Linked DNA regions of Homo sapiens: region 2 is linked to region 1. The links are chromatin loops, found by intact Hi-C in ENCODE. Cell type or tissue: K562. All regions are shown on one strand. Links, peaks and the distances in the headings refer to the core of each region. The heading gives the core; the rest is flanking DNA.

The links. Peaks named below come from ENCODE experiments on the same cell type or tissue, not always from the same donor. Only the 100,000 strongest peaks of a DNase experiment are listed, where the experiment ranks them.
Region 2: it touches region 1 in a loop (4-fold over the local background); 7 of 110 quality-filtered maps call a loop at or near these places.

Annotation. Positions count from the first base shown.
Region 1 is chr6:90,452,610-90,464,566 of GRCh38, reverse strand. No RefSeq gene overlaps it. Among named protein-coding and RNA genes, the nearest start is that of MAP3K7, 130 kb to the left of the region's middle. In K562, for the core only: no CTCF peak of the experiment used is centred there; DNase peaks (open chromatin) are centred at 3,018, 5,496 and 6,076; H3K4me3 peaks cover 338 bases.
Region 2 is chr6:90,398,085-90,410,041 of GRCh38, reverse strand. No RefSeq gene overlaps it. Among named protein-coding and RNA genes, the nearest start is that of MIR4464, 91 kb to the right of the region's middle. RefSeq lists an enhancer at 2,023-2,559. In K562, for the core only: a CTCF peak has its summit at 6,284; DNase peaks (open chromatin) are centred at 3,711, 5,831 and 6,211; H3K4me3 peaks cover 370 bases.

The DNA.
Region 1 (11,957 bases), core at 1,820-9,819:
AAGGGATTCATAACAATTCGAGTTTGCCTTCAGGAAATCAATACAATTTGTGACCGGGTGCAGTGGCTCATGCCTGTAATCCCAGCACTTTAGGAGGCCAAGGCGGGCGGATCACCTGAGGTCAGGAGTTTGAGACCAGCCTGGCCAACATGGTGAAACCCCATCTCTAATAAAAATACAAAAATTAGCTAGGCATGGTGGTGTGTGCCTGTAATCCCAGGTACTCGGGAGGCTGAGGCAGGAGAATCACTTGAACTTGGGAAGCAGAGGCTATAGTGAGCCGAGATCACACTACTGCACTCCAGCCTGGATGACAGAACAAGACTCCCTCTCAAAAAAAAAAAAAAAAAAATTGTTTTCTTATGACAGAAGAAGAATATATGTCTTCTTAATTCCTCTCTTCTTAATAAAAACCATCACTTCTCACTGAAGCAGGCAGACGTGTGTGGGTCTAATCTGTGGTCATTGAGCTACTGAAGAGTGGGGCTTTCCTAACATCTCTGGGTGTATTCCCTCACCTGCAAAGACAGGGGCTAGAATGAATGTCCTCTGGGGTCCCTCATGGCTACGATCTGTGTTTCTATCTACTTCCTCCTGGTGGACTGTGGAATTTCAAGGCCTTCAGCTCGTCTGTCCCCACTGTCCGCACCTTTTCCTGGAGCCCTGTTTCTGGGCACCCAGCAGCTGCCACATGCGATGTTCCTGCCTTTCAGTTGACACAAGCATTTCTTCCCACCACCAGCAAAGTCCCAGTCAGAGATGTGAAAGGGAAGAAGGAAAAAAATAGACACAGACACATACATGTGAATATATGCACATATAAAAATATGTGTTCTAGAGCAGATTCAGAGGACTGGGATAGCCCTGAGTTTAGTGCTCTGAGTCTCATCAAGGTAACTCTCCTTGGCAGGAAGTGACCCAGTGAACATCCTGCCCAGTTACATGGGGCCTCCCACACATCCTGTTCCTCACTGGGGAAGGCTTACCTGCCACCCAGCCTGGCTTTTTAGGCTAGAGTGACTGACCGATTGGGTATCTCCTAACCATTTCGCAGTTTCTATAATAAAGTTGTAGGGCAGCATGGCTCAGGAAGTGGCATGCTACCACCCAACCCCTCAGTCCCAATCTCACACATGTGGCCTTCCTAGTTCCTTAGCAAAACTATATGTTAAGGAGCTGCATGTCCCATGGTCGTTTGCCCTGAGTCAAAGGCTGATAGGAAAGCCTAAAGCTACTCACTTTCTGTTGTCTGCTTATGTAACAAACAGGAGCCAACTATTATTCCTAGGGGTTTTATTTTGGTTTGTTTTTGGGGCAGGGTCTCACTCTGTTGCCCATGCTGAAGTGCAGTGGTGCCATCTCAGCTCACTGCAACCTCTGCCTCTCAGGTTCAAGTGATTCTCTTGACTCAGCCTCCCTAGTAGCTGGGATTCAGGCGTGCACCACTAGGCCTGGCTAATTTTTGTATTTTTTAGAAACAGGATTTCACCACGTTGGCCAGGCTGGTCTCAAACTCCTGACCTCAAGTGATCCTCCCGCCTCAGCCTCCCTAAGTGTTGGGATTACAGGCATGAGCCACTGTGCCTGGCCTATTCCTAGGGTTTTTCACTTTCATTCAGGAAACAAGAAACAAAAATCTCCCCATGCTCTTGTCTCAGGTTTGGTCATCTACTCCTTTCCCCATCAAAAATGGGTCAGAGCCAGAATGATTCCCATGTTAGGTGGAGGCTTTGAGGCTGTGACTTGCTGTCACTTTTTAAAATAAATGAATTAATGATTGACTGCTGTGTGACTGCCAAAGTAGTACTGATGTTCATTGTAGACAATGGCTTTCTGGGCTATCACAGTGGGGACTGGGTTGGGGTATGGATATTGAAGGTGTAGAATGAAAAGGGGCAGGAAGGAACAATCAAAAGAGGAAAAAAAAATAAAGACCACCGTATGAATGTATGTAACTTATGCATATATACATGCATCTATTAAATCATATTAAAAGATTTGGAAAATGTAGAAAAGTTCAAGGAAAAAAATTAAGTCTATAACTTTGCTTTGCAGAGAGGACCCTTGCTAAAACTAGGATTATTTCATGGACCTTATTTTGTTTGTTTACATAAATGTAACATAAGCGTCCATTTCTGTAACCTGTCTTCTTTCCAGCTATTAATATATCACAGACCATTTTCATGGCTAGTAGCTGTGGGCCCCAGGCAAGGCTGAGCTCCTTGAATCATTCCAGGAACCACTGCAGTGATTTATTGCTTATTTTATGACGGAGGATGCAACCTTTGGTTTACCTGGGTTCAGTGATGGACTCACTCAGTCCTCAGAGCCTCAGAATTATAGCCTATGAGAGCTCATGAGTGATCCTGGAGATCAGGCCTCTCATTTCACAGATGAGAAAACTGAGGACTGAATCAGAGCCAAGCACAGGACTAGATCCAAATCTGCCACTCAAGGTCTATTTCACACATGCACATCCAAAGAAGGAAAAGTCTTCCCTTTCAGCAAACAGCCCACAAGAGGACTCGAGGTGGAAAGGGATGTGCAGCCTTGTACAGGATTTTACTTAGTGGTGTGTGCTCAGCCCCACCAAGGGGAAGGAGAGGCCACGGCTGGGGGACGGGGAGGGCGTGGGCTGGGGATTCGGCAGGATACAGTGGATCAAAAGCCCAGCTGCTCCAACACAGCAAAATACACACTCTACTATTCCAGAGAATGGGGCCTCAGGTGTTGGAGGTGTTAGCTCTGCCTTCTTTGTGAAGAACTGGGCCACTTCTCAGCCCTCTCCTCAGCTGCCACCCTGTTCAGGGCCACCTTCTGTCTCCTGGATTATTGCAGGGGCTCCTTACTGGAATTCCTGCTTCCACTCTGCCGACCACAATCCTTAGGCTGAGCTCTTACAAGAGCCAGCCGGACCCTTTTAAAATACAAAACTGCTCGAAACCTGCAGTGGCTTTCTATCTTACTCAGGCCAAAAGGCAAAGTCCTACAAGTATCCACAGGGCTCCACCCTGCTCATTTGCTTCCTGGTCCTCCCACTACTTTTCTCTCCTGTTTACTGGGCCCCTGCCATGTTGGTCCCCTTAGTGTTTCCCAAACTCATCTCCACTAGAATGTAAGTTCTAGGAAGCCTGGGATTTCTGTCTGTCTGTTTACTTAGGCAAGCCCCTTGTTGCTAGTCATAGAAACTAACTACAGCTAGCTTAAGGGGGAAAAGGAGACAATTTACTACAAGAACTCATGAAATCTAAGGGCAGGAGGGAAGCCTGGACTCAAGAAAGGATTGGAGCTCTGGGAAAAGGCTCTGCTCTCCTGTTGGCCTCTGAACCATAGAATAGGATATGACCACCCTAACTCCAATTCATTTATTTAACTATTAACTTTTTTTTTTTCAGACGAGGTTTCATTCTTGTTGCCAAGGCTGGAGTGCAATGGCACGATCTCGGCTAGGTGCGATCTCGGCTCACCGCAACCTCCACCTCACAGGTTCAAGTGATTCTCCTGCCTCAGCCTCCCGAGTAGCTGGGATTACAGGCATGAGCCACCATGCCTAGATAATTTTGTATTTTTAGTAGAGACAGGGTTTCACCATGTTGGCCAGGCTGGTCTCAAACTCCTGACCTCAAGTGATCCGCCCACCTCAGCCTCCCAAAGTGCTGGGATACTACTAATTTTTGTGTATCGTAGTGGCAGGCACTGGCGTGGGTGCTTGGGCTGCATCAGGAACAAAGCTACATTCTAGTAGGAGAGGTAGACCACGAGTGTAACCAATGAGCACTTATAGCTTGTTAGATTATAAGGGTTGTAGAGAAAGAAGGATGGGGTGGAGTAAGAGGGGATCCGGAGCAGGAGGTAGGGGTGCTGTGGGCAGGATGCACTTTTAAACATGGGCAGAGTAAACCCCAGGGAGAAGGTAAGACTTGAGGAAAGACTTCTGGTCACCACAGAGACTGACTTGGAAACCCCCAGGTGTCCACCTCAGGTTCAATCAACTGTCACTAGGGAAGGCAGGGTCCCACGAAGCAAGCATGGTTTCTGGATGGGGTGGAAAGGTGAAAGCCATTCCCAGAGAAGAGGGAGTTATCCTGAGCTGGAAAGACATCTCCAAATGTATCTTCCACTAGGGGATTTAGGGACCCTCTGTTCTTACTGCACATAGAGTGCCTGCAATGACTTTATAGCTTGCTTTTTTTTTTTTAAGTTGTACTCAAATTAAGCTGTTCAGGTGACTCGCCTGTTGGAGGTCTGTGGTAAACCAGACACCTCGCCCCCCACCCTCACCCCGCAGTCCTGCCGCATTTGTGGGAAGGCGGTATGCTGCTAATTTCCTGCTGAATTGCTGAAGACAAGAGGATAGAAATGGTGATATTGTAAGGAAACTTGCTGAATGCATATTGACTCAGAATGACTGAAAATTATGCACCACATCCCCAACTGACAGGCTGTTCCTGCCTCTGGGGCAGGGTGGCCCATTTGCAGGACAAGTGAACTCCTTTCTCATCCCTACCCTAAGGATTTTCTCCTTGAAAGAGCAAAAAGTCACAGAGAATTAAGGGCTTGAGAGGGAATAAGGGATGAGACATATTGGAGGACATAATGGCAAAAGCTATGCGATTTGGGTTATTTCCTTGTAAGGGAAAAACAAAAATAGGAATGGAAAATTTGATAAACCCCAAGTCCTCCACTGCTTTGCAAGAAAAGCCTGAAAGAATTTTGAGTCTGGAGGACGAGCTCAGAGGACCCTCATATATTTACAACCTTATCTGAATTGTTACCCTTTGAAAAGGAGAGAAGTGATAGTTATAAATTGATGAACTTAGAAATGTCAGGGCCCCATTATTAGAAGCAAGTAATGTGAGACTCTTCTGGAGTTTCATGTAGCTTACTATGGCTGTGAGGTCATGGCAGAGCTCTAGGCTGACCTCTGAGTACAGAAATCTCTCCCCTGCACTTCCCGTTTTACAGGATTTGCAGGCAGCCGACACTAAAGTCTTGACATGTGGAACTCCTTGCTGGTGGAGAAAGATGCTGCAGGCAAGGTGGAGACAGAGTGAAACTAAAGGATGTTCTTTGTTTGCCATGGCCAAAGGAAGAGTGTGTGCATGTTTATGGCTCCAAGTCCCCAGGGCGTTTTTATGGGGGCCGCCTGCCCAAAGCCATCCAAACCTGAAAGAAAGTCCCATTCTGGCTCACACCAGCCTAAGGGAGCTAGAGCCTCCTGGGAGCTTGTTGGTAAACAGAAGATGCATTGTCCCTGGGTCACCCATGATTGTCTGCCTCCTGACAGTAAACAATTAATGCATACAATCACAAGCAACACTGAAGATTTGCATGAGTCAAAATTAGGAAAATGTCTTCTGATTTGCCTTTGAGTCTCAAGAGAATACTAAGCATTGACTAGCCTGCAGATCTTGTTATATTTACCTGGGCTTCCCTTCCACGGTTTGAAGCAGATCCCTCAGAGGCTGCCTCCACCCACGTGTGACCTCTGACCACAAGGGACCATATAGCAAAGACTTCAGAAGCATTTTGGAGAATCCCAAGGCCCTGAGAGATTGGTCTGTAAAGCTAGGGGACCTTGGCTTTATAAACCCAGTAGAAAAATATCCCCATAGGTTTTCTGGAGCAGAAGGAAAGATTCCCAAGTGCAGCTGGCTCTCTCTCTACAGAAAGTTCCATCTGAGGAGCCACCGGAAGTTCTGTCTGCTGCACCTTGGCACAAAGCCCAAAGATCAGACTTCAACAAGCCGGTACCCTCTGCCTCAAGTAGGTCCACTCCCTGTGCCGTGCAGAAGCGTGGAACCCAGGGCTGCCAATTTGCCACATGCTGCTCACTGCTCATTTTACCATTGTCCAGTTTGGGCCCCTCCCAGGAACCTGGGCTTCACCTTGCCACTGTAAAGCTGCTTTCTGTAGAAGTAATATGACCATAGCACTTTCGCTTTTCAAACTGTTTGCCTCCCATATTTCCCAGAGACCTCTCTGAGTTCCTGGAAAGATGAATAAGAACCTGCCAAGCAATGCGTCATCCTGTAGATGCACAAGAACACAGGGGACTGCTGTACTCAGGGGCCGGTGGAGAGTCCCAGGGTGAACTGGCTGCCCCCACTCAGTTCCAGACAGCACTCGGGTGATATCTTCAACATCAGGATGACACTTTTTCTCTTAAATGACATCAGGGAGTTGTAAGGGAGCAGCAAGTGAGTAATACTTGAAGCCTCTATAAAAAGAACGTGTAGGGATTATGAAAAATGTATATTCTTTCCTGTGTAGATTACTCCAGCCTATTTTTGTAGGAGGTATAGAGGCAGTGACTCTGTTGGGAAGAGCATAGGCTTTAGAGCCATGTAAACTCAAGTTCAAATCCTAACTCTGTAATTTCCTCATATATAGTCGTGGGCAAATCATTTACCATCTCTAAGCCTCAGTTTCCTATCTGTGAAATAAGGACAGTGATCATCTTGCAGTGGGGATTATTGTAACTGGATTGGAAGCAAGGTAGAAAAGTCAGCTAGCACAATGCCGGGTACACAGTAGGTAGTCAATAAATGGCAGTTGCAGCTTCTGTTGCCATTTTAAATAAAAATAGTGGCAGTAATGAAAGTAGTAAGAAAAAATGGAATGATCTGGGAAGGTATATTCAGACACTTTCCCCAATGCCAGAGAAGCAAGTTAATAGATTATGCAGAAAGACCTACAAAATGTGGTCATCAGTGTGGGCTGGCCTTTCCTAACCCTCATTCCTTTTTCTTTCTTTTCCACTGTGGGGACAAGAAAAGCTAAATAGCCACTTTTCCAGCAAAAGATTGCCATAAGATATAGTTCTGGCCAAAAAGATGTGGGCAAAGAGCTTCTTTCTTGATAAAAACATGGCTAGTGCAACTTTTACTTTCCTTCCTCCTGCCATGAATGGAGGCATGAGGCATGGAGCTAACATGGCCACGTTGTACCCATGAAGTCATGAGCCAACGTGGTTAGGGTGTCAGAAGAGAACGAAAAAAGGCCTTAAGTTCTTACCAACATCGTTGAGCTGTTGCATCAGCCTTGAGCTGCCTACTTTCAGACTTTTGTGTTTTGTTTTGTTTTGTTTTTTGAGATGGAGTCTTGCTCTGTCACCCAGGCTGGAGTGCAATGGCGTGATCTCGGCTCACTACAACCTCTGCCTCCCAGGTTCAAGCGATTCTCCTGCCTCAGCCACCCGAGTAGCTAGGATTACAGGCACCCACCACCACGCCCAGCTAATTTTTGTATTTTTGGTAGAGATGGGATTTCACCATGTTGGCCAGGCTGGTCTCGAACTCGTGACCTCACGTGATCCGCCCGCCGTGGCCTCCCAAGTGCTGGGATTACAGGTGTGAGCCACCGTGCCCGGCCCAGACTTTTTAGTTTTGTAAGAAAAAATACCTTTCTATCTATTTCAGTGACTCAGATGGGCTTTCTGTTGCTTACTGCTGAAAACGTTCTTATCTGATAAAGAGTTTTGTGATAAGCTTCTAAAATACCTTGCTGACGTACCAGAAAAACTCAGTCACTTTGACTTCCTAATCACACTCTCAAGAGCATTAGTTTTGTAGACATTAGATAATCCTAACTATTTTAGTGAAAATGAATATGTATCTATGAATGTGTGTATATACACATATATTTATATAGCAGTTTATTAAATCTGAGAGATTTGCTTTAGATGCAATTCTTGACCTTTAGTGTGCACATGTGCATCATAATCACAGTGGAATCTTTTAAACACACCCATGCCTGGGCTCTAACCCCAGAGCTTCCAGCTTCACACACCTCTAGTGAGGGCAGGGCATTACAAAATTTTAAAGCTCCCCAGTTACCTGTGTACCAAAGGAGAACTACAATGGAGCCCTCCCTAACAGGGACCCAAGCTCAGCAGACTCTGTCTCCTACATAACTAACTCCTCCAAGAGTCAGGTTGGAAAGGTACAATAGCTTTATGGGCAGCCTGGCATAGCTCTACTATTTTAACTCAACAGAATTATTGTACATAATTACAAAAAGTTATCAAGCTTCATAAAACACAGAATTATTGTACATAATTACAAAAAGTTATCAAGCTTCATAAAACACAGAATTTATATGCAACCCTCTACTGTAAATTATACAGGTTTCTACTTTAATTTTACACAGCACATGGTCTAGATTAACCTCATTCAACCTGTGTTGAATTCTGATATTTCTGTGCAGGGACCAGAAATACCAGAATTGCTGCATTATTATCTTATTTTACTAACTCAGTTAACCATGATAGAAATTCATATGCTAGTATACGTCCCATGAGCTAAGCCCAACATAATCACATATGGCAGAGCAGAGCTATCTTGATGATAGGCAGGCGGCTGACTCTTCGCCTTTTGAAAGGTTGCTATAGTGTGTTGCATCCCTCACAATGTAAAGTATCCATATGGTAAGATGAGAATCCCTCACATTGCTGACCCACTGCATGTTTTCCTCTGAATTTTAAATTTTTTTACACTATCTGTAGCTTCTCTGTCAGAGTTACCCCCTTGCTTATATTTCCTGAATAGATTTTAAATGAGACATTTATGTGCATAAAATAAATATGTATAAATATCTGGAGGATTTTTGTTTTTTGTTTTATCCAGTAGCAAAATGTTTGTTTAATGGGACAAATCTGTTGGCTTGTCAATTAAGCTTCAATTCTAATATAATCAGTAGAAGTTATTGCTAAAAAATCTTAGGAGTGACTTATTAATGCCAGTATAATAATACATGGAGACCAGACATGGTGGCTCATGCCTGTAATTCTAGAGCTTTGGGAAGCTGAGGCAGAAAGATCACTTGAGACCGGGAGTTCAAGAACAGCCAGGGCAAATATAGCAAAACCTTGTCTCTACCAAAAAAAAAAAAAGCCAGGAGTGGTAACACACGTTTGCAGTTCTAGCTGTTCAGGAGGCTGAGTCAGGAGGATCGCTTGAGCCCAGGAGTTCAAGGTTACAGTGAGCTGTGGTCACACCACTGCACTTTAGTCTAGGTGACACAGTGAGACCCTGTCTCCAAAAAAAAAAAAAAAAAAAAAACTGTGGAGTACTGTGTTAATTCCTTCATCAGCCCACCTTTGAAAAATAATTAGTAGGATTCACAATATAATATCTGTTGGTGCAATTTATGGCAACCCATCTTTACATTGCATTTTTAGTTTTCACTAGTAGTAATAATGGTATAGCTTCGAAGAGTTCTAACTGTATACCAATGACTATGCTCTATTCTTTATATGAATTATTTTATGTAATCCCCACTACAACTCAGTGGGAGAAGGTACTGTTATTATGACCATTTTACAGATGAGTAAACTGAGTTTGAGAAGTTAAATTACTTGCCCGAAGTCCCAAAGCCAGTAAGTGGTAGAGCCAGGCTTTGAACCTACATGTGGCCGATGCTAAAGTCCACCCTCTTAACCACTGTGCTCTGTTAGCACCATTTATTATCCATATTTGTCAACCATATTTTTCTCTGAGACATGTTGTAAGAATCTTTGTAACAATTATCCTATCATGAATCACCAGCAATAAACCCTCCAGTCACATTCTGTTTCAGCCTCATCTGTCGGTCTATCAAATCCTTTTCTTTTCATTTCTTTTTTTGTTTGTTTGAGACAGAGTTTCACCCTTGTCACCCAGGCTAGAGTACAATGGCATGATCTCGGCTCACTGCAACCTCCGCCTCCCGGATTCAAGTGATTCTCCTGCTTTGGTCTCCCAAGTAGCTGGAATTACAGGCACCTGCCATCACGCCCGGCTAATTTTTTGTATTTTTAGTAGAGATGGGGTTTCACCATGTTGGCCAGGCTGGTCTCGAACTCCTGACCTCAAGTGATCCACCCTCCTAGGCACCCCAAAGTCCTGGGATTACAGGCATGAGCCACCCCACTCCCAGCCTATCAAATCATTTAAAACCAGCAGTGGATCTGAATTACACTTTACTTGTTTCTGTGACTGTATTTGTTGTAAAGTCACTTCCATAGCTGCTGGTGTGATGGAAGGAGCACAGGTTTTGGAGTCAGATGTTTTATGTGGCTCAGGCTGGAAACATAATCTCTTTAAGCTATAGTTTGCACATCTATGAAGGGGAGGTACCTTCCCACACCCGGGGAGTTTATATGATGACTAGACAAGCTAGCGCATGTCAGAAGTGCTCTGAGGCCGGGCACGGTGGCTCACGCCTGTAATCCCAGCACTTTGGGAGGCTGAGGCGGCAGATCACTTGAAGTCAGGAGTTCAAGAACAGCCTGGCCAACATGGTGAAACCCCGCCTCTACTAAAAATACAAAAAAGAGTTAGCCGGGCCTGGTGGCAGCTGCCTGTAATCCCAGCTACTCAGGAGGCTGAGGCAGGAGAATCTCTTGAACCTGGGAGGCAGAGGTTGCAGTGAGCCAAGATTGCAACATTGCACTTCAGCCTGGGCTACAGAGTGAGACTCCATCTCAGATAAATAAATAAATAAATAAATAAATAAATAAATAAATAAATAAAGTGCTTTGAGAGCAGTGGTGTGAGACACACATGTTATTTTTAACTTTCTTTTAACCCAACTTCCTGACAAGTTTCACTAATTCATGGCCACAAATCTCAGATTGGCCTTCAGTGATGCCTCATAGTCCTATACACTCTCCACATCTCTTAACTCTTTCATTCTTCAAACTAACTATTTCACATCTCTCTTCACATTGTCCCCACTCCAATTCTAGCTGGCGACCTTGCCTCACACTTCATCAACAAAACTGAAACAACCAAAAAGACCTCCCTCATCATGTTGCATCCCCACCACCACCCTACGGACCTGATGACCTTTTCTTATTACTAAGGATCAAGTGTCCCACAGAAACCAACCAGCTTTCAGCTCCCATCATCCTTCCCAGGGACTTTGTTTCTCTCTTTCTTCTCTTCAGCATCACCCATTTTACTTTCTCTAACAGATAGTATGATCCTTTACCTCTCATATTAAATAATAGAAAGAAAAAAGATTAACTCTCTTGACCATGTATTCCTGCCCAGCTCCCACCATTTTACTTTGTTCTCCTTCACAGCAAACCTTCCTAAAGTCCTTGATTATTATCACTGCCTCCACTTCCTCACCTCGCATTCTCCCCTCAACCCACTTCTGCTGAGTTCCAGCCCCTTCGCTCTTTATGCTGCAGAGTCCAACCTGCAAGCCCTGTCCTCATCACACTTGAGCTCTCAGCAGAAGTCGGCAGCCTTTGCCACTCCCTCCTTTTAAAATCCTTTTTTCTCCTACCCAGCAACACACTCTCCTGGTTCTGCTTCCCCCTTGCTAATTGCCTCTTGTCCAGCACTTTTGCCAAATTTGCTTCATTTTCCTGACTTCTGATTCTTCAAGTAGCTCAGGATTTGTGCTCTGACCTCTTCTTCGTCTGCACTCATTAGTCTCACTCAGTGTCGTGGCTTTAAATATTATGTATATACCCATCACTCCCTCTCCCTCGCACCAGCTATTTGAACTCCTTGGCACTGCCACATGGATGTTAAGCAAGTATCTGAAACTTGTGCCCAATCAAAATTTTTGATTTTCCCTCCCAAAGTTCCTCCACCAGTCTTCTCTATCTCGATATATGGCACCATCATGGTACCACCAACTGGAGCCATTAAATGGTACCATTTGCTTATGACAAAAAATCTAGAAATTATCCTTGATAACTTTCTTTGCATCACCCTCACATCCAAACCATTGACAAAACTCTCAAGTTCACCTTAAAACATAGGCTGAATCTATCCATTTATCTCCATCCTCTGCCAACACACATTGGTAGAAGCCATTATTACCTCTCCTGTGGCATACTTCAACAACCTACTAACTGATTTCCTTGCTTCATTTTTACTTTCCTATGATCTCTTTTTAACATAATAAATGGAAGAAAGGAAAGCTCTTCCTTATAGTTGAATTCCAAATAATAAACA
Region 2 (11,957 bases), core at 1,964-9,963, 55 kb after region 1:
ACTGGTCCTAGTCTCCCTTGTTTTCCTGCTCTTTATATCTCCCTTGGCAATTCCAACCACCCATGATTTCAATCACCATCTCAAAATTCACAGCTAATTTAACCCAGGTCTCTCTAAATATGTACATGCATCTGCCGACTCAGCATGTATACTTGAATGGCTCCCCAAACAGCTCTCCTGTGTTCCTAGCATAGCAAAAAACCTGGAGTCATCTAACCTGTTCTCCAAACTTTAGCCATTAATGTAAATTAGATCATTTCTTTTCTGCCCATATCCTTCCAAAACTTTCCCAGTGGTAGTAGCAGCACAGACCCCAAGGCCCTGCTCAATGTAGTTCCTGCCCACTTCACCTCTCAGGGCTCTTCTCCTTGCTCCCTGAGCTCAGTCACTCTGGCCTCTTATTACTTCTTGGAAGGTCGTGTGCTCTCTTCCACCTGAGGGCCTTTGCACTCATTCTTCTCTTTGCCTGGAACTCCCTCTGCCATCTTCACCTAGTTCACCGCAAATCATCCTCAGATCTCAGCTAGAAGGCCCAAGAAGCCTTGCCTTACTCTTCTAGACTAGATCAGGCCACCATTACATACTCTCATAACATCCAGTAACTCCTTCATCATACTCACTATTCAGTTGATTCTTTGATTAATAGATTTGTCTCTCAGGAGACTTTGCTTCAGGAGGCAAACACCATGTCTGTTTTTCTCATTTATGTTTTCTTAGCACTTAGGCCTGCTGTATAATGGGCACCGGGCATCAGTGAATAATTGCAGAATAAAATGATGAATACTTAATGTCTCCTGCTAAGTGAATAAGCGCTTCCAAACATGTGGAAGCAGGTGGGCGTGCAGGAAGGGCGGCCTCCAAGCAGTGGGACTGCCATGAAAAAGGCCAGAGAATGGCAAAGGGAACTTCCAAGGGAAATAGCACTCCCATGGGCAGACAGAGGCCTGGGAGAGCAGCAGCATGGTAGGACTATGCCTGAATTAAGGTCACACTGATAAGGGGAAGTAGGATGAGACATGATCACAGAATGGTGTGTTTGTAGATAGATATTGACTTGGCTGGGATGTTGAGAATGGAGTGGAAAGTCCCAGGTAATGTCTTCTAATACAGATGAATTTTGAGGATAAGCATTTATAATCTAATTGAAGATCTTGTAATGTGTGTGTGATGTGTATCATATATCAAATTAAAGTAAGATGCAAGACCAGGCATGGGGGCTCATGCCTGTAATCTCGGCACTTTGGGAGGCTGAGGCAGGCAGATCATTGAGGTCAGGAGTCTGAGACCAGCCTGGCCAACATGGTGAAACCCCGTCTCTACTAAAACTACAAAAATTAGCCAGAGGTGGTGGCAGGCACCTGTAATCCTAGCGACTCCGGAGGCTGAGGCAGGAGAATTGCTTGAACTCAGGAAGCGGAGTTTGCAGTGAGCTGAGATTGCACCACTACACTTCAGCCTGGGTGACAGAGTGAGACTCCATCTCAAAAAAATAAAATAAAATAAAATAAGATGCAGTGTTAATGGGCTTGTTGTGGATAATTCTGTCAAATAACCTTCAGATGTTTGATATTCATGCTATTGTTGTGTGTTAAAACTTTAGAAGGAAATGTGAACTAGTACTCTTGGAAAATTAAGAAGGTAGGGACAGAGAAAGCATTAGGCTTTGCAAGCTACCTGTGCCAGGAGATTGTTATGTGCTATCAAACAATAGAAGCTGCCTGGACAGGGGTGTCAGGAACAAAAATAAAGGAATTTAAAATTTTTTAAATAAATATTTATTGTACACTTAATTTATGCTACTTTTGCTTTTGCTTCTTCCTAAGTCTATGATCCCATTTAACTTCTTTGTGTCTCAGTAAAACTGGGATAATAAAGTGTGTTAGGAGGATTAAACGAGCTAATAATACATTTAGGGTCTTAGGAACAGTGCCTGGTACAATATAAACAATCAAAAAGTTAGCTGATATTATTTTTAAATATTTCATCATGCCTACATCCTGGGCCCTTGTGGGAGTTCAGTCAGGCTAGTGGGAAAAATTTTAAGATGAAGTTGTACGATATAGACACAAATCTTCTTGGAATGCCAGAAGGTTTTTGCAAAAGTCTCAGGATAGGGTTATGGCTGAAAGCAGCCTAATCCTTACCTTGAATAAATAACTTCGAGTAGATGTATAGGAATGTAGAGGAGTTTATCTAAATAACTTGTTTACTCATGTGGTCCTAAAACTAACTTTTGATCATTCCGGGGCAGGATGGCTCTCTTGGTGGGGAAGGCAACCAGGTTGATTACCCTCTAATGGTGTTGACACAAAGCCTTTGTCATTTAACATGTGCTGAATAAATGCCAGCAGGGCCAGCTAGTCGCGGAGGCAGGGGTGCCACAGCTGCCACTCTTTACAGCACTCTCCTTGGAGTCTGTAAGTGGCCCAGACCCTCAGCTGGACTGACAAGCATAATATCTGTGTCAGTGTACGTTATTCATCCATTGTTGGGTCAGGGTCTGTGGGACAGACCCCCACAGGCCCTTTCTAGGAGCTGAGGCTACAGTTGTGAAGCCAACAGACAAGATCTGACTCCCACGAAGCTTCTATTCCAGTTAATGTGGAGACAAATTAGTAAGTGGTAAACAATATAATCTCAGAGAAAGATTGATGCAAAGAAGGGTGATAAGCGGAATGTTCTGGGGGCAGAGGCCACTTTTAAAAGGGCAGTTAGGAAAGGCCCCTCTGCAGGGGAGGCAGTGGGGCTGGGACCTGAGTGATGGGAGTCCTGCAGACAACCCTAGCCAGGGTGTTCCCAGCCAGATGCACAACGAGTGCAAAGGCCCTGAGGCAGAACTGAGTCAAAGTGTTAGAGGCACAAGAATGCAGTGTGGCTGGAGTGTGGGGAGAGCAGAAGTTGGTATGAGATGAGGTAATGCAATGAGATGAAGAAACCCACCAGCACCAGGCTGGACTGACCTGAGAGCAAGCCAATGTATCCTGCCACAGTTATCATCTTGACAGGGCATGCCTGCTGATAAGAGGCTACAACTCCGCAGAATGTGACCCTGGAAGTCAGCGCACTGGGCTTAGGGAAAAGACAGCAGCAGTGCCGAGGCAGAGCCTTACCACAGCCAGGCCCCAGAGGATACATGGCCTGTAGCAGGCAGGACCTCTCTGTGGGTCAATTATCTCCCCACCTATTCACAATAACAGACACCACTAGTTGCCTGATCAATGGCCATTCATTCCCTCTTTCTTCCTTGCAGTAGAAGCTTGATTTTGTTCATGGTGGCAATAGACCAGCCCAAAGCAAAACAGCATTAGTCCAACCCAATCAAAACACGCCTGCAACTTGAAGCCTGTGACAAAAGAAGTCCCCAGGACTCCAGCCCCAGGGAAGCAGATCTTCTCCTAGGTGTGAGAATCAAGACAATCTACTCCACACTCAGCCTGGGCACCAAGAGCTGAAAGCACTTCTCACTGTCTACATTAACGCGACTTTGCTTTTGCAGGACCGCTGCCCAAACTTCACAAAAAATTCCTCAACCCTTCAAAGGAAAGCATCAGCAGATCATTTCACCCTAAGTTTTTTTGTATCCCTCCTCCCGGAATCCCCACCTTCCTCTTTCCACTGATCTTACTGCTAACAAACTTCCAATTTTCAAGAAATTCTGATGTCACCTTTCTCCTCTGAGTCATTGCCAAAGCTCTGCCTAGATGGTGTTTGCTCTTCTGTACTATGGTGAGTAATACTCTCTGCTTTGCTTATTAAAGGGCTCTGGTGGTAATGTTCAGGAAGCCAGCCTTTGACAGGTCTGTCAGCAGAAACTCTGCTTAGTGTTGTTTATAAGTAAACACACCCAAGTTTTATATATGTGTGCGTATATATGTATAATATATATAAAATATATATAATGTATTATACTTTATATGTGTATAAATAAAGTATATATTTATATAACATATACAACACATATATAAAACATATATTTATATAACATATATACTTTATATATATATATATAAAAAACTAAAGATTTCAATGATGATAAGAGATTTGACATAAAGGAGTTCAGATAAATATGCATCAGCTTTGGATAGTTCTCTGATACTTGTTGAGATGCCTTTTACCAGAAAATCAGGTTATAAATCTAGTGTTACAGAAGTTCTCAAAGATGTAGGGGAGGAAAAGTGCCTTAGATCCCTAAACAATAAAGAGATTAAAAAGAGAAATGCAGCTGGATGTGGTGGCTCATGCCTATAATCCCAGCATTTTGGGAGGCTGAGGTAGGAGGTATTGCTTGAGCCCCAGAGTTTAAGACCAGCCTGGGCAACACGGGAAGACCCTATTTCTACAAAAAATTTAAAAATTAGCCAAGCATCATGGTGCCTTATGGCTGTAATCCCAGCACTTGGGGAGGCTGAGGCAGGCAGATCAGTTGAAGTCAGGAGTCAAGACCAGCCTGGCCAACAGGGTGAAACCCCGTGTCTACTAAAAATACAAAAATTAGCTGGGCATGGTGGCAGGTGCCTGTAATCCCAGCTACTCAGGAGACTGAGGCAGGGGAATCCCTTGAACCTGGAAGGCGGAGGTTGCAGTGAGCCAAGATCGCATCACTGCACTCCAGCCTGGGCAATAGAGTGAGACTCCATCTCAAAAAAAAAAAAAAATTAGCCAGGCGTGATGCATGCCTGTGCTCCCGGCTACTCCAGAGGCTGAGGCGGGAGGGTCACTTGACACTTGAGCCAGGGAGGTCGAGGCTGCAGTGAGCTGTGTTCATGCCACTGCACCTCAGCCTAGGTGACAAGGCGAGACCCTGTCAAAAAAAAAAAAAAGAGAGAGAGAAATGCATGCACATTTGTTTAAGTTTTACATGACACAGAAGTCTTCATAAGGAAATGAGGATCCAAAGAAATGGTTAAATCTGTGTATTTTTATGCTAGGTTTGATAGATAAAGAGAGGACACTTGTGGAGAAATATGATAGGGCAAAAAGGGCAGAATTTAATGTAATAAACTAGGGGACGGAGGGGACTTAGCAAGGCCTGTTTGTTCAGATTCTTCTCTGTGTCCCTGTGTCTTCAGAGATGAGGTTGTTCCTTTCCTCTGGTATAGGGAGCACATCTCTTACATGAGCGTCTTATGACCTGCTCCTAGGAAAGGTCAGAAAATCCTTCAGGGAGGAAGGGCAGGGAAGGCCAGGGAGATCTTTCTGCTTCCGCAATTTTTTTCAAATTCCTTCAGCTTAAAATATTCAATACGCAAAAGTACCATATTTGGGTGTAGCATGTTGAACCCCATCAATGTCAGATGCCACAAGTCCTTTCCAGAAAATATTTTTCTCAAAGTTTGAAAGCATCAATAACTTAGGCTCTTATCTTTCCTAAATCAGGAAAAACAACAACTACCAACAAGTAAAAGATATTACAAATTAATGGACCTTTATTTTTTCTCTGATATTAGGATCAGTAAGCATGTTAGAAACCTGATTTTTAAAAATTATTTCTACATTTGAAGTTCTAGACAATGGCTTGTTATTTATACGTAATTATTCTTTGGTTGATAATAACAAATTCATGAAATTGATTGATATTATCAATGAACAGAGTTCCACTTCCAATTGACTAGGCAGATTTTACATTTCTTTGCAAAATGAAGCAAAGTGTCACCTAATGTCACGTTAAAACAAAACATTCAAGAGTGAAGTCTTGAAATGCTTTTGCAATGCACAATGAACGCATTGTGGTGGAGTGGTTGATTATGTAAGGTGACCCAGCACAATGCTTGGAATGTGTACATGCTCATGAGTGAGAGCTTGGGGGTGGGAAGTGCCCTGCAGGGGCTATGGTTGACCCGCTGCCAGAATCCAGATACAGACCCGGGGATAAGCACTTTATGTGGGTCTTCTTATCATCAACACCTTGTGAACTAGGTACTAGTTCATGTGCGTTTCACAGAAGAAAAATTTAGGCACAGAGGAGTTAAATACTACAGTGAAGATCACACAGCTAGGAAGGGCTGGAACAAGAATTCATGCCAAGGACATCTGTCCTTGCCTCTACGTGGTAATGCCTGTTAGCGGTAGTGGCGTGGCAGTGGCAGAGAAGAATGAGAGGAAGCCAAATGAGCATGGTGTCTGCAGCCTCCGGGGAGCTGGTAGGAGACTGGGAGGCTCACGTTACACATTGCATCAAACTCTAGGCCATGCTGAAAGAGCAGAGATAAGATCCTCCCTTGTTTCCAGCTGTGAGACTTGGGCCAGACCCAGACGCTGCTGCTCTCTCCTCTAGCAGGCTCCTACTGGACACTGACTGTCAAAGAGGTCTTCTTAATAATGCAGACTAGTAACACAAGCAGGATGTCAGCTTTGAAGGGAGGCTTGCCGCGGCCCAGCTCCGCTGCTGAACACATGTGGAGCAGAGCTATCCACGATGCTAGGTGAGCGGAAGACAGCCGCCGCCAGGGGAAAGAACTGTGAATTCTGTTAGTTGTAATGAGGAAGGAAGTCCAAGGGGGCTATGAGGCTGAGGACATGGGATGTGGCAGAAGCCAAGAGACTGTGGGGAAATGTCAGAAATGGGCCACCTACTAAGACGAACTAAAGGAAAGGGCAGAATAGCAAAAAGCCGCAAGTAACTACCAGGAAGGATCATGAAGAAAACTCCAAGCAGAGGAGCAAAGATGACAAGAGGTGATTCCCTTGAGGGGAGAAAATATTTATTACCTGGACATGGAGGGGCATTGGGACAGAAAAGATTCCCCATGGTTCTGACAGGACACATTTACACAGTCATTGGGAGCATTCTTTAGCCACCATTGAAAATGTGGCTGGGTGCCTCTGCGTCCAACATCACTGGCCTCATCTCTGTAGGAACTTAAGCTACAGGATGGCCACAGCTATGATAGGTTTACTCACCACTGTGTTTCCGGGACATAGCACAGTGCCTGGGATGTGGTCCATGCTCAATAATAGTTCTTGAATAAAAGAAAGAACGAAGAGAGGAAGGGAGGGAGGGAGGGAGGAAAGAAAGGTGGAAAGAGGGAAGGAAAAAAAGGAAGAAAGGAAGGAAGGGAGGGAGGGAGAGAGGAAAAGGGGAAGGAAGGAAAAAAGGAAGAAAGGGATGGAGGGAGGGAGAAGGAAGGAAGGAAAGAAGGGAGGGAAGGAGGGAGGGAGGGAGGGCTGTGACCCAGGATGGCATGCTATACTTAGTCAGCCTAGCTGACTTTAGGAGGGCTACATCACAAATCATCTCCTCCCTCTTCCTGCCTCTCCACCTCCTGTCTCAACACACAGGCAGCAGTCCCACCAGCTCACACACACAGGGCCAAACAACCCAGGGCGTGAATGGCAAAGCTCTCAGAAAGCTCTGGTAGCCCACACCCCAGCTCCTGGGCTCCCAGGGCATGCCAGCAGGGTGCTAGGTCAGTCTCTACAGCTGCTTCGGAGTTAGCTTCTGGTCCTGGGCGGTCTTCAAAATTCAACCCAAGTGAGCTGGTTTAACACCTCCCCATAGGTTCTCAACTGCTCAATGAAGCCAACGCCGTGCCAGGAGCTTGATGGGGCTTCCCTCTCTTCTAAGAAATACTGCCCTTTCTCCCCAGGTTGAAACACTCCTGGTATTATGGTCAAGAGGAAGAGGGTGGGGCAGAGAGTGGTACCTTGTTTATCAGGCAGGATAGGCTAGTCTGCGCAACAGTATCAACCCCAAAACCTCAGTGACTGAAAAACAAGGTTTATTTCTCAGTCTCACTCCCTATTCATCACAGTTTGGCTGAAGACTCAATTCTGCATTGCTCTTTCTCTGGCACCCAGGCTAATAGAGCAACCACCACGTTCCTATGGTAGAAGGAAAAACAGGTGTGGAGGTTCTCAGGCTGATATTCAAATACTCCAGTCTGGACATAACATACATCACATCTGTGCACTGTCATTGGCTGGAATCAACACGTGGTCCCACACAGTCACAAAAGGTTCAGTAGTACAATCCTACCATGGGTAGGGAAGGCAAAGAGCTAGAAATAACGACCCCAGTCAGGAAAGGAGCCTTAGAGCTGTGACCCAATTATTCCTAAGCCCTGCTCCTCACGCACTGGTTGCCCTCCATTGAGGAATTGGCTGGTGGCCTAGCCCAGAGAAGCGGGGTTACTTACTAGTCAAATCTGATGCTGAAAAGGTGTCCTGTTTTATACTTTCTGATCAGAGGATTTCCACTTGTCCTTCAGTCGCAGCTCTCCTGAGAGGGACAGTCCTCAATGAGGATGGTGAGTGTCGGGGCAGTCCGGCGGGCCTCCCCGAAGACTCCAGCCCGGGGAGGTTAGCTTCCTCGCAACGGACCGCTGACTCCCACCAAAAGTCCAGCGAGGATAGCATTGAAATCAACAACCGAAACAATGCAGTTGGCTTGAGGATTCATTTTCTTTATTTAAAAAAATATTTTCAGCTGGGCGCGATGGCTCACGTCTGTAATCCCAGGACTTTGGGAGGCCGAGGCGGGTGGATCACGAGGTCAAGAGATCAAGACCATCCTGGCCAACATGGTGAAACCCCATCTCTACCAAAAATACAAAAATTAGCCAGGCATGCTGACATGTGCCTGTAGTCCCAGCTACTCAGGAGGCTGAGGCAGGAGAATCGCTTGAACCCAGGAGACGGAGATTGCAGTGAGCCTAGATTGTGCCACTGCACTCCAGCCGGGTGACAGAGGGAGACTCCGTCTCAAAACAAACAAACAAATGTTTTCCCCTATGTTATTTTAGGAATCAAGCAACATGGGAGGTGTTGAAGAGACAGCACAATCGGGCAGGGAGGAGGGTTGAAGAGCAGACAGGCTCGCTGGGAGAGCAGAGGACAGGGACGGGGAGAAAGGGTAGGAGGGAGAGGGCATCTGAGTGGAGACGATCAGAGGTCAACTGCTGTCCTCAAGCCCTTTTTCAAAGTCATCCCAGCTCTTTGAACGGCTCATTTGCTATGTAACAGCTGTTGATGTTTCTTTAAAAATGAATCTGAGGGTGTGTGGCTGGGCAGCAGGCACCCGCATCAAGAGGAGGACAAACAAGGTTCCTGGGCTGAGGATCCCACCCTGGGCAAAGCCTGTAGTGCAGAGAAGTGGTGGGAAACTTAGGGCTCAAAGAGGCAAACCTACGGGGAGCTGGCCATTTGCACCCACCCTTCCGATCCTAGTCAAAAGAGGGAGCAAGCTGAGGAAAAGTTAGAACTAGGCTTCTTTAAAGTAACAGATTAAGCACTATTTAATTTCTGGTCTAGAGCTCAAAGGAGTTAAACCAGGTGACTGCCACCAGATTTTCTTGATTCTGTGTTTGTTCCATAAGAAGCTATAGGTTCGATCCTGTGCAAGTTCTAGAACCTTCTGGAACCTGCAGAACCTATATGGGCAGTTGAAGTGAGTGGAGAAAGCAGGAATCTCAAGATACCTCAATCTAAAGACACCACTCCTTCCTCTCTCTTCACTGCCCTCACAAAAGCAGGTCCTCCACGCCACTGCTGCCTTCCCAGACCTCTGCACTCACACTAATGAAGCCATTTCTTTCTTGACTTCACTGTGCTCTTGGCCCAGTGACAGTGATCAGAAATAATCAGGCGCGATCAAGCCCATGCTACCCTGGACAGGGGGTAATATTTCCATCGAGGGCCTCCCTAGTGGCTTTCCCTCTCTGAGCAGCGGGGACATGGAGTGGCTGTCAAAACACCAAGGCAGGCCCAGGAAAGATGCTCATCTCCGGGGAGGAGAAGAGGTGACAGCCAGCGTGTCTTCAGCCAGGAAGGGGGATGATAGCACAGGGCAGTCCGCAGGGGCATGGCGGGCTGAGAAATCTTCCTGTGGCTGTGGAAATCTTGATAAGGTGGCAAGCGTGTTGTGCAGCGGTATCCTGAGGGCTGCCCGTCCTCCCACGCACCCATGGTGGGCAGGCAAGCTGCACGCTGTCATCGCCTAAGTCAGCAGCATTGGGCACACTTAATTACGGGGGAAGCAGAATCCAATTGCACTTTCTGTGCCAGCTCCTGACTTCACTTGCATCGTCATTTATTTTCCCTTTTTCATACCTCAGTGGAATAAATCTGAAAGATGTTTAGAGCTAAATTTTCACCAGCAGGTCTTCAGAAATGAATACAGGGATGAGGAATTTCATTCATTTATCCTTGCATTGGCTAAGCAAACATTTAATGAGTGCCTGTTGTATCCAGGTACTGTGCTTGGTGGTAGAGGGATTCTCAGATTTGTTTTCTAAGGTGAAAGAATTGGGATTTGGAGTCACTGATATTTTCCATGCTCATCACAAGGGAGAGGGGAGCTATAATATGTGGACATCATAATGAGATAAACTGGAAGTAATCAGCCTAGAAGACACTGTCTGGTTCCTGGAAGGTGAAGATTGAGATGCAGGTTCATAGGTGGGAAGCTCTGCCTTAGATCTGGGCTTTTGCGTTATTTCCATTAATGAGGCATAAGGTGGAAAGGTGGTGCCTCGCATCTGGGTCTGACAATCTTCTCAAATGCCCTAGAAGAAAGTCTTCCCTCCTATGGCCATTTCTCTTTCTCTTTTCTTTTGTTTGGAGAGCTTGTCAGAAAGAAGATTATACAGAGAAATACTGTTGATCATTGGGTCTCCTATGTCATGAAGGTAAATGATTGAGGATTTATTTTCCCTGCAGTTAGGAACCCCAAGCCAAGTCTGTAGGAGTCCTTTAAAGGATAGGGATTCAGACCCAAGTTTGTGTTTCTCCTAATGATACAAGATTGTTTTGAAAACTGACTGAAATGGATATTCCCGAACTCTTTGTCCTCCTTGCTAGAAAAGTCTACGTCTTCTTTGGCTGGTAAGACTAGGAAAGCAGCTCTCGTAGAGAGTTTGCAGATCATGAAATAACACAGCTACAGGGCTTTTCCAACTGGAGCCTAGAGGTTCCTGAGGTTCAGGGGCTTCTGGAAACATATACTTCCGACCTCTCTCCTGCTTCGCTTAACCAGAGAAGGTTCATGCTTAATATTCTTATATATATTAGTTTTCCTTTCTTAAGAGATCGCATCTAAAGAAAGGGTTTCTATACTGAGAGCTAGAGAGGAGAGAAAGAAGGAAGGTAGGAAGGCAGGAAGGCAGGAAGGAAAGAAGGAAGGTCCAAATCACATATTTAACAGAGGAGGAGACCAAGGCCCAGGAAGGCACAAGACTTACCAGGCTCATACAGCTTCCCAGAGCTAGCACTGGAGTGCAGGTGGACATCCTGCAGGGAACTTCCTGGATGCCAAGGCCTTTGAGTACTTTCACATATTTTTAGAGGGCATTTAATATGCTGAGTGTTATTTACTTTTAATTTAGCAAGTTCCAAAATGAACTTCTGTTGGGCCTCTACTGCTTTTGCTCTCTTCAATAGATTGTTGAGGGACAAAGCTCTATCTAAATGTCCCTATCTAACTGAAGAGAAAGACAATCCTGTTATGTTGAAGCTTAGAGGCTGTGATGAGCACCGCTTGTCACGCCCTTGTGGTGTCCTTGTTTGGAGAGGGGTGTTTGTAGAAGCAAGAGCATGAGAGAGGCAGTACAGTTTGCACTGATACAAACCCCCCTCCTCCACAATATATTAGAAGAAGAGAACCTCTGTGATGGGAGAGGAGGCAGAAGCTTGGACTAAGCCAACATCTATAATGAGAATGTCTCATTGAAACAAACTCTTTCCTTTTCAACACTACCTTGGTAGTCAACTTTTCCGTTGTTGCCCAGCTTTATCTTCCTGTCAGCATAAAAAATACCATCATAAGGTGAAATGTGTATGATATTCCCATAAATGCATACTGTCAGGAAGTTTCACTGCCATAAACTTGCCCTATCATTCCTCCCATTTCCTCCAGCTCTGTGCTTATATTCTGGTGCCTGGCAACCCTGTGCCTGCTGCAGTCACACACACAGGGGCAGGCAAGAGGTGAGAGCCTTGGGGAATCCCCTGCAAAAGGGCAG